Regions from separate parts of the Homo sapiens genome. Here region 2 is linked to region 1. Evidence: read pairs that join two places in POLR2A ChIA-PET (ENCODE). Cell type or tissue: PC-9. All regions are shown on one strand. Links, peaks and the distances in the headings refer to the core of each region. The heading gives the core; the rest is flanking DNA.

Region 1 (8,439 bases), core at 2,283-4,782:
GAGTCTCGCTCTGTTGCCCAGGCTGGAGTGCAGTGGCACAATCTTGGCTCTCTTGGCTCACTGCAAGCTCTGCCTCCCGGGTTCACGCCATTCTCCTGCCTCAGCCTCCCGAGTAGCTGAGACTACAGGCGCTTGCCACCACGCCCAGCTAATTTTTTGTATTTTTAGTAGAGACGGGGTTTCACCGTGTTAGCCAGGATGGTCTCGATCTCCTGACCTCGTGATCCGCCCGCCTCGGCCTCCCAAAGTGCTAGGATTACAGGCATGAGCTGTACTATGCCTGGCTCATTTCTATACTTTTAAATCATATCCTAGAAGAAGAACCAAACAGAAACACAGCAACATGACTGTCATAGTCACAGAAATTCCCTCAACCTGTTTAAAAGAAAATACTCTTTCAATCTGAATTTCATATATTCAGCTTTGCTACTCTAAGAGTAGCAGCATTCAATGGATCTCTTTTATAGCATGTAAAACCTGGTCTATTTTGTAAGCTCCATTTACATTCACACTGCCTTTGACATGGAGTTGTTTTTGTTTTGTTTTGTTTTTTTGAGACATAGTCTTGCTCTGTCGCCCAGGCTGGAGTGCAGTGGCACAATCTCGGCTCACTGCAAGCTCCACCTCCCAGGTTCACGCCATCCTCCTGCCTCAGCCTCCCGAGTAGCTGGGACTACAGGTGCACGCCGCCACGCCCGGCTAATTTTTTGTATTTTTAGTAGAGATGGGGTTTCACCGTGTTAGCCAGGATGGTCTTGATCTCCTGACCTTGTGATCCGCCCGCCTTGGCCTCCCAAAGTGCTGGGATTACAGGTGTGAGCTACTGTGCCTGGCCAACATGGAGTTGTTTTTAAATAATTCAGACACTATGATGATTTACACTGGAAATCCATATAAGATCCTCACCTGGTTATCTTGGGAATGCTGGTCAACCAACAGGACAAACCATCAACAGTGTGAAATTTGCATTTACAGGCCTTCTCCTCGTCTGTGTGGACATTTCCTCTCCCTCCCTATCCCTGCACACTAGGGATTAACAATCTGCACTTGTTGGGGAGGGAAAGAAGTCACGTTTGTCATGTTTTGTCTGGCATTGTTTTTTCTGAAATGATTCCGTTTTAGGATGTGAGCTCCTTCAAATAGGAGTTTCAATTCCTTATATATAATATACAGTACTCAGCACACAGTAGTTTCCTATATATAATTTTTAAAAATCATTAAGCATTTCATCTCTGTATTTCATATTTTAGCTTGAGTTAATAGCTGTTTGGGGAAAAAAAAGATGACTAGCACCATAAATCATATTTTGGTGACCAAAATTAGTCAAAAAGAATATATTATACTGATTTTGATATTTTGGATTAGGGAGACAACTTGATGTTAACTTACATTTAACAGAGGTTCCATTTTAGCAACAATATATGCATATCAGATAAAGAACAAAGGAAATCAGATACTGTTGTGATGAAATCCATCAAATTTTCAGGTAAGGCTTAAAAAGGTGAAGATAGGGAGAAAAAACCTTCCATGGCCATATCAAATGATGGAAATTAACTCAGCCTCAAGGGAAAATATCATAGAAAATGATGAATTGAAAACAGGGTAATGGTAGCTTGCACACATAGCCTTAATTATAGTATTCACTATTACCAATACTGTAATTCATTAACCTCACCTCTTATAGGCCTAGCAGAGGCTTGATCACTACGTGAACTAAATAGATAATAGAATTTAAAACATTCCCCACCAGATCTACTTTAACATGTCTTTAAATTAGGTTGTATCATCAGTTTTTGATTCACCCAACTGTTCTGGTGCCTTTTAAGAGCTGATAAAGTTATTAAACTATACACATTTGCCCAGTGAGCAGTAAAGGCCTTCCACAGAGTATAATTTAAGCACATCTCAGAAATACTCCTTCCCTGGGGCACTTGAATGTTTTTTAATGTTAGCAATAAAGGAGGGCGAAAGAGTAAACCCAAATCTTGCAAATCTGCCCCTGAAGTAACTCACCTCTCCCGAGGCCTGCGACCGGCTGCCTTTCTGTTTTTCTGGCACAGTCCCTGCTGCAAGGCCAGTGTCTGAGATCCTCACTGTGTTTGGGGTGGAGCTGGCGGTAGTGACCACAGCTGCGGAAGCCACTATGCCCTGGCCAACTTGTTCCAGTGTTTTTCCTGCCTCTTTGTTTTCGGCTCCACCCACCTCTGGGGCCAAAGGTGTCTGACCTGTGGCTGTAGAATATGGAGTGAAAGATGCAGGTGTGTCCCCACCTACAGGCTCATCCTGCACCACCAGAGTCCTGCCGTTTTCTTTGGTGTAAGTGGCAAAGCGAATGTTGCGGTTTATCTGGGGGACAAATGTAGACGGTGGCTGCTTGGCTCTCTGATCCAGCCCTGGCTCTCCACTGGCATTCCCTCCTTTCCAGGGCCCTCGGCTTGCCTCACCTCCATCGCTCCCATTACTGTCTACTTCACCCCTGTCTCCTTTTAATTTCTTTGATGCAGGGTCACACCCAGAGTCCGAAGCACTTTTCCTCCTCCGGCCATCTTTCCCCTCTATGCTTTCTCTCTTCTTCTTTCCTTTGGAAGATTTTACTGCTTTTAACGTACCCCCCTACAAAACAAAATTCAAAAAAGATTACAAGGAAACTTTCATCCTGTGAATACCACACACCATTAGCTCTTTCCCATCTCTAGAAGCAGACAAAGCAGGCATAGACTGCCAAGTTCCAATGCCAGTTCTAAAACATCCCCTTTGTTAAAAGCTCTAATCTTTGTGTGACTCAATTTATACACACACATTCAAGATAATAGTTACTAGAGGTTAACTCACTTGGCAAACTTTCTCTTAAATAAAACATTACACTGCCTTAAATGGACTTCTTTGAGGGTTTTAACAATTTGTTGAGTTTCTTTTACAAAATAGAGTGCTAAAGCTAGGGTGGGAGCTCATTTACCCCTTGATGAAATAACTCACTTTATTACATATTTACCTCCTTGCTTGAAAGAAACTTGCATTTTAAGTACTGAAATAGGACATCTTCTCTAACCAGAAGTCACTAAACCAACGTTTGTGAGTCTGTGACCAAAGGAAAAGTGAACCTGGGCTGGGCACAGTGGCTCACGCCTGTAATCCCAGCAGTTTGGGAGGCCAAGGCGGGCAGATCACAAGGTCAGGAGATTGAGACCATCCTGGCCAACATGGTGAAACCCCATCTCTACTAAAATATAAAAAATTAGCTGGGTGTGGTGGCGTATGCCTGTAGTCCCAGCAACTTGGGAGGCTGAGGCAAGGGAATCGCTTGAACCCAGGAGGCCTGGCGTGTTGGCTCATGCCTGTAATCCCAACACTTTGGGAGGCTGAGGTGGGTGGATCTACCTGAGGTCAGGAGTTTGAGACCAGCCTGGGCAACATGGTGAAACCCTGTCTCTACTAAAAATACAAAATCAGCCAGGCATGGTGGTGCATTTCTGTAATCCCAGCTATTGGGGAGGCTGATGCAGGAGAATCACTTGAACCCGGGAGGGGAAGGTTGCAGTGAGCCGAGATTGCGCCACTGCACTCCAGCCTGGGCAACAAGAGGGAAACTCCTTATCAAAAAACAAAACAAAACAAAACAAAAAACTGTTATGCAAAGCTCAAGATTAACTTTTGTTTGCCTATACTTTTGGTAATATTATCTAAGTTTCTAAACCTTTCTTTCCTTTTTTTTTTTTTTCCTGAGATGGAGTCTTGCTCTGTTGCCCAGGCTGGAGTGCAGTGGCACAATCTTGGCTCACTGCAACCTCCACCTAACGGGTTCAAGTGACTGTCTTGCCTCAGCCTCCCCAGGAGCTGGGACTACAGGTGTGTGCCACCACATCCGGCTAATTTTTTTTTTTTTTTTTTTTTTTTGAGACAAGAGTTTCGCTCTTGTCGTGCAGGCTGGAGTGCGATGGTGTGATTTCAGCTCATGACAACCTCCGCCTCCTAGGCTCAAGCGAATCTCCTGCCTCAGCCTCCCAAGTAGCTGGGACTACAGGCGCCTGCCACCATGCCCAGCTAATTTTTTGTATTTTTAGTAGAGACAGGGTTTCACCATGCTGGCCAGGTTGGTCTTGAACTCCTGACCTCAGGTAATCTACCCACCTCAGCCTCCCAAAGTGCTGGAATTACAAGTGTGAGCCACTGCACCTGGCCTAATTTTTGTATTTTTTTAGTAGAGATGAGGTTTCGCCATGTTGGCCAGGCTGGTCTCGAACTCCGGACCTCAGGTGATCTGCCCACCTCGGCCTCCCAAAGTGCTGGGATTACAGGTATGAGCCACCACGCCCAGCCTCTAAACCTTTCATTCAAGAACTTTATCTGTTTGCTAAGTGTTGTTTTCTTTTGACTTTTTTTTTTTTTTTTAAGTCGGAGTCTTGCTCTGTCACCCAGGCTGGAGTGCAGTGGCACGATCTCGGCTCACTGCAAGCTCCACCTCCCAGGTTCACGCCATTCTCCTACCTCAGCCTCCAGAGTAGCTGGGACTACAGGTGCCCGCCACCGCGCCCGGCTAATTTTTTTTGTATTTTTAGTAGAGATGGGGCTTCACCATGGTCTCGATCTCCTGACCTCGTGATCCAGCCGCCTCGGCCTCCCAAAGTGTTGGGATTACAGGCGTGAGCCACCGCGCCTGGCCTTGATTTTTTTCTTCTTTTTTTTTGAGACGGAGTTTTGCTCTTGCCACCCAGGCTGGAGTGCAATAGCACAATCTCAGCTCACTGCAACCTCCGCCTCCTGTGTTCAAGCGATTTTCTTGCCTCAGCCTCCCAAGTAGCTGGGATTACAGGTGCCCGCCACTACGCCCAGCTAATTTTTGTGTTTTTTAGTAGAGACAGGGTTTCATCATGTTGGCCAGGCTGTTCTCAAACTCTGACCTCAGGTGATCCACCTGCCTCGGCCTCTTTTGATTTTTAAAAGCTTTTAAATTCTTTCTCAATCTCTATCACCACCCAGTTTTCACTGTTGCAGATCACAATCAGTGAACTCTGTTCTTTCTTGTTCATTCACCCATACTTAAAGGAGATGAGGTGATCATGGATCTCTAAAAAGGGTTACTATAAAACTTGGCAGAACTATAAAAAATAATTGGACTCTGCTAGCAAAGAAAACAGTAATATCATGTTAATACCAAAAAAGGAAGACCCAACATCTGCTGCTAAAAACCAAAGATCACCAGGCGTGGTGGTTCGTTCGCGCCTGTAAACCCAGAACTTTGGGAGGCCAAGGTGGGCGGATCACGAGGTCAGGAGTTTGACACCAGCCTGGTCAATATGGTGAAACCCTGTCTCTACTAAAAATACAAAAATTAGCTGGGCATGGTGGTGTGCGCCTGTAGTCCCAGCTACTCAGGAGGCTGAGACAGAAGAATCACTTGAACCCGGGAGGCGGAGGTTGCAGTGAGCCAAGATCACCCCACTGCACTCCAGCATGGGTGACAGAGCAAGACTCCATCTCAAAAAAAAAAAGAAAAAAACAAAAACAAACATCCCACCTATAAGTCATCCAGCCAACTTGCAGAGCCTGGCTCACAGCAACATACTACCAGTCCCTAAACAACTTATATGTAAGTCCTACTTACAGTGAGCTACTCATACGTGAGTAAGCAGCCTACAACATTGAGACCAGTACTCCCCAGTTCTATTTGGCCAGCTGAACAGTACCTGGCATACAATATATGCTTAATGAAGGAATGAAATAAGGAAAGGAACAAAAAAGGGGACCAATACACGATCAAAGTAGCAGGTGTTTTTGGCATGCAAACACAGTCAAGAGACTTACCCTGTTTGTGGTAATATTACATGTAGTAAACAGTTCTTAAATTTAACCCTGGCCAGGTGCAGTGGCTCATGCCTGTCATCCCAGCACTTTGGGAGGCTTAGGTGAGAGTTTGAGACCAGACTGGGCAAGATAGCGAGACCCTGCCTCAAAAAAAAAAAATTTTTTTTCTTTTCCTATTCTGATCTTGTTTTAGGAAGTCAAGAATGACTGGATAAAGATGAGGAAAGACTATATACTTAGCAGGAGTGGCAACGACAGCAATATTACAGAGGTGCCAAGATACTGTGAGGAATATGTGGACAGCTGGTCAACTGAAGGAAATTCACACAGAATTACTCGATTGGTTCAGGCAGAGATTTTTATTTATTTACTTTTTTTTTTGAGACGGAGTCTTGCTCTATCACCCAGGCTGGAGTGCAATGGTGCGATCTCAGCTCATTGCAACCTCCACGTCCCAGGTTCTAGCGATTCTCCCACCTCGGCCTCCCGAGTAGCTGGGATTACAGGCACCCACCATCAGGCCTGGCTATTTTTTTTTTTGTATTTTTGTAGAGACAGCGTTTCACCACGTTGGTCAGGCTGGTCTTGAATTCCTGACCTCAGGTGATCCGCCTGCCTCGGCCTCCCAAAGTGCTGGGATTACAGGCGTGAGCCACTGCACCTGGCCCAGAGAGCTTTAATGTATCTTTTTTGGGGCTATATTAATTCTGAATAAACCAAGAGTTGGGCTGGTTCATAACAATTATGGAGTAACCAATGCACTGGGGGCTGAGCACTGAACTAGGTACCAGCTTGAATTGATTCTACTTGGGAATACAGAATTTCAGACTCCGTTGGAGCTCACTGCCACCGAATGGAAAAAAAAAAAAAGTGGACGTAGTTTATCCTTCACTTCTTGTTACTTGGTAGATCACGAGTATTACTACTGCTTATTGCACTTTTAACTGACTACTATATCTTTCAAATATACCTGTCCTGACAGAATATAGGAAGAAACCAGCCTTGCACTTTAGAAGAACTAGGGAACATAGTCATGCTTAAAAGGGTTTGCTCAAACTAGGTCTCTTTCTTGAGAATATCCCCCCTTAATTAGACAGACTGTGGAGAGAGCAAAAAAATGTACAGTGGCTAAAGCTGAACAACTCAAAAGGCATCCATGGAAAACACATATATAAGGGATCTACACACAGCAAGATAATGCAAGCTCATGAGTCTGCTCAGGAATGCAGTCCATTACTGTACCTCGCTTTGAGGCGCTGAATTATCCATCAGCATCACATGGATTAGTCTGGGATCTACCGACTTGATCTCACCACTCTACAGTAGGAGGGGAAAAAGATATTTAATGCCTTGTCCATAAAGACATAATTATATAATTTCCTAATCAATGTAATTATCTCTTTATTGATTCAACTCACCTACTAGAATGAAAGCTCCATGAGAGCAGAGATCTCTACTGTCTCATTTACTGCTACAACAGGTCTAGAATATGGTAAGCATTCAAATATTTAAGTGAATGAATGAAAGAAGTGAATTCATGTCCAACTGTGTCTTTTAGCGATGTTAATTCTGAATCCTGTATCTCTAAAACTGTCCTATTCTGTATAGTATGAAACAAAAAACCTTCAGAACCAATAATCATTAAAAGAATCACTCTAGGGCTGGGTGCGGTGGTTCACATCTGTAATCTCAGCATTTTGGGAGGCCAAGGTGGGTGGATCACCTGAGGTCAGCAGTTCAAGACCAGCCTGGCCAACATGGTGAAACCCTGTTTCTACTAAAAATACAAAAAATTAGCTGGGTGTGGTGGCGTGTCTGTAATCTCAGCGAATCAGGAGGCTGAGGCAGGAGAATTGCTTGAACCTGGGAGGCGGAGGTTGCAGTGAGCCGAGATCGTGCCATTGCACTCCAGCTTGGGCAACAAAAGCAAATCTCTGTCTCAAAAAGAAAAAAAAAAAAAAATCACTCCAGGCTGGGCATGGTGGATCATGCCTGTAACCCCAGCACTTTGGGAGGCTGAGGCAGGAGGACCAGGAGTTCGAGACCAGCCTGGGCAACACAGTGAGACTCTGTTTAAAAAAGAATCATTCTACTATTAAAGAATAAAAACTCAGTGGGGGGCAATTTGATAGAAAATTTCAAATTTATTGTGCATATTCTTTGACCTAGCAATTATACATATAAATTTATTCCAATAAATAATGTAAAAAATGTTCAAGGATGTTCACTGTGACATATTAGTGAAAATATTGGCAATGATTTAAATGTCTATCAATTTTAGATTAGTCATGATATATCCATGTAGTGGAAAAGAACGCATCTATTTTAAAGGATGAGACAGATCTTTACATTTACATACAAAAATGCTCACTATATACAATTAAGTAAAAAAGGTAAATTATATAACTATATGTACTATATGATCTTATTTGTTACTAAAGTGTGACTTATATAATTATAGAGCATATAAATTATATATATCATATAAATTATATATCATATAACTCATATATATCATATAAATAAATATAATATAATAATATTCTGGCCGGGTGCAGTGGTTCATGCCTGTAATCCCAACACTTTGGGAGGCTGAGGTGGGCGGATCACTTGAGCTCAGGAGTTTGAGACCAGCCA
Region 2 (2,500 bases), core at 1-2,500, 300 kb after region 1:
AGTCCAGAGAAGTGAGGAGAGGGCAGGGTCTTCCTCAGTATTTATGTGAGAAAATTCTGAATGTCCAAGGGAGGAAATCAGCAGCTCTTCTCATTTGTTCCTAACTGGCAGGGCTGCAGGAGCCACCGGCCCAGTGGGGGATCTGGGAGGAGGGACTCAGTTTTCGCCAAAAGCCCCGCCCTGCCCAGCCCCTCCAGCCCTTCTTCCCTCCCAGAATGAGAAGGAGGCTGCTTTTCTCCTATACGTGAGATTTCTTTCTTCTATATGTCAATTTTGTCTCTTCCTGCTTCTTTGGCCCATTTCTCAGAATCATGTAGGCCAGAGCAGGCTGGGTCCTTAACCCTGAAGGCAGGTCACCTATTCTTGGAGCTACAGTGTCCTCATCTGTCAGTGAGAGCCCACTCTCTGTCCTGCCATCCTCCCCAAGGTGTTAATAATCATAAAGCAACTCCATCTGGGGCTGCTTCCTACTCATTTACCTAAACCAGTGAGTGCGCCATCCCTACCACTTCCTTCAAGGCTGTGAGGTGATGGAGCTGTGGGACTATGGAGCAGGAACACTTCAGAGTCCATCTCTGCAACAGTCCCTTCCACCACATTCTAGCAACTGCTGGGAAATTTCCTTAATTCCTAGCAAATCTATCCTTTTATATCTGAGGGTTACAACTCCAGTTAGTTGATTTTTTATATATCTGAGAACCAACCTTAGGGCCACCCAGGGTTATATTTGGGAAGACTGATGCCTTTCTCTTTTTTTTTTTTTTTTGAGACAGAGTCTCTCGCTCTGTCGCCCAGGCTGGAGTGCAGTGGTGCAATCTCAGCTCACTACAACCTCTGCCTCCTGGGTTCAAGTGATTCTCCTACCTCAGCCTCCCAAGTATCTGAGACTACAGGTGCCAGCCACCACACCCAGCTAAATTTTGTATTTTTAGTAGAGAAGGGGTTTCGCCAGTTGGCCAGCCTGGTCTTGAACTCCTGGGCTCAAGTGATCTGCCCACCTTGGCCTCCCAAAATGCTGGGATTATAGGCATGAGCCACTGGGCGTGGCCCTGATGCCTTTCTTTCTGATACTACTTTGTTACTAGGACTTCAGCTCCTTAGGTGGGAATCTGTCTTTTATTTTATTTTATTTATTTATTTATTTATTTATTTATTTATTTATTTATTTATTTTGAGATGGAGTCTCACTCTGTCGCCAGGCTGGAGTGCAGTGGCATGATCTCGGCTCACTGCAACCTCCACTTCCTGGGATCGAGCAATTCTCCTGCCTCAGCCTCCGGAGTAGCTGGGATTACAGGTGTGCGCCACCATGCCCAGCTAATTTTTGTATTTTTAGTAGAGACGGGTTTCACCATGTTGGCCGGGATGGTCTCGATCTCTTAATCTCGTGATCCACCTGCCTCGGCCTCCCAAAGTGCTGGGATTACAGGCGTGAGCCACCATACCCAGCCTTATTTTATTTTATTTTTTGAGGCAGAGTTTCACTCTTGTCACCCGGGCTGGAGTGCAAGTGTGCCATCTCAACTTACTGCAACCTCCACCTCTGTGTTCAAGTGATTCTCCTGCCTCAGCCTCCCCAGTAGCTGAGATTACAGGCATGTGCCACCATGTCCAGCTAATTTTGTACTTTTAGTAGAGACAGGGTTTCCCTATGTTGGCCAGGCTGGTCTCAAACTCCTGACATCAGGTGATCCACACGCCTTTGGCCTCCTGAAGTGCTGGGATTACAGGCATGAGCCACCGCACCCAGCCAGGAATGTCTTTTAGGTTCACTTTCGGTTCTTAGAGCTTAAGAAGGCACCTGGATGAACAAACGAAAGACCCTGTGACCCCTAGTGGGCACCATTAGGTATGCTTGGGGACTAGAACAAAAGGTGGGAAAGTCCTTCTTGGTTGCTGAAGCTCTTTCCTAAGGCTGGAGAAGGAAGTCTAGAGAAGTTCAGAGGAAAGCATAGATGGAAAGTCACAGTTCTGACTCCATCCTGTGACCATTACAACATCCAGATCACTTCCCAGAACTTTGGACCTGGTTTGGGTGGGAAGTGGAGCTCAGAGATCCCCCCACCAAAGGAGTTCCAGGGGCCAAAGAGTCCCCAGGTGTCTTTAGGGCATACTCCAAGTATGGGCCAGGCTTGGCGTCGGTCTGCAAACTGACTGTTGTCCTTCTGACATAAGATAATTACAAAAATAGAAGTGTTTAGAAATTTTTATAGCAATTTGGAGCAATTTTAGATATGCTAAACCTAGGAGGAAATTTGGGCTCTTATTTTGTATGTAGTTTTTTGTTTCATTTCTTCAGAAGGATGAGGACAAAAAGTCCTAATGGACTAAAGCTCTGCCTCCCAGCCCCCCGCAAGCTCTCTTCCTTTGATTGCTTGTGGGCCTCTCTGCTTGGGGAAAATAGGTGTCCCAGACTTGAGTTAAGCGAGAAAAGCCCACTGAGTTAGCCTCAGCGGCCTTTTCTCTGTCTCCTACTTTTCCCAATCAAGAATCTAATTTA

Evidence for each region. ChIA-PET counts read pairs that join two places held together with the same protein. Peaks named below come from ENCODE experiments on the same cell type or tissue, not always from the same donor. Only the 100,000 strongest peaks of a DNase experiment are listed, where the experiment ranks them.
Region 2: POLR2A ChIA-PET joins it to region 1 with 27 read pairs; 3 of 35 experiments call an interaction of 5 or more read pairs at or near these places.

What each region holds. Positions count from the first base shown.
Region 1 is chr5:138,380,196-138,388,634 of GRCh38, reverse strand. KDM3B (lysine demethylase 3B) reads right to left here. Exons shown (of 24, transcript NM_016604.4): 6 at 7,045-7,119; 7 at 2,014-2,613. Among named protein-coding and RNA genes, the nearest start is that of KDM3B, 32 kb to the right of the region's middle. In PC-9, for the core only: no CTCF peak of the experiment used is centred there; no DNase peak of the experiment used is centred there.
Region 2 is chr5:138,081,549-138,084,048 of GRCh38, reverse strand. WNT8A (Wnt family member 8A) reads right to left here and starts at 16. Exons shown (of 5, transcript NM_001300939.2): 1 at 1-16. In PC-9, for the core only: no CTCF peak of the experiment used is centred there; no DNase peak of the experiment used is centred there.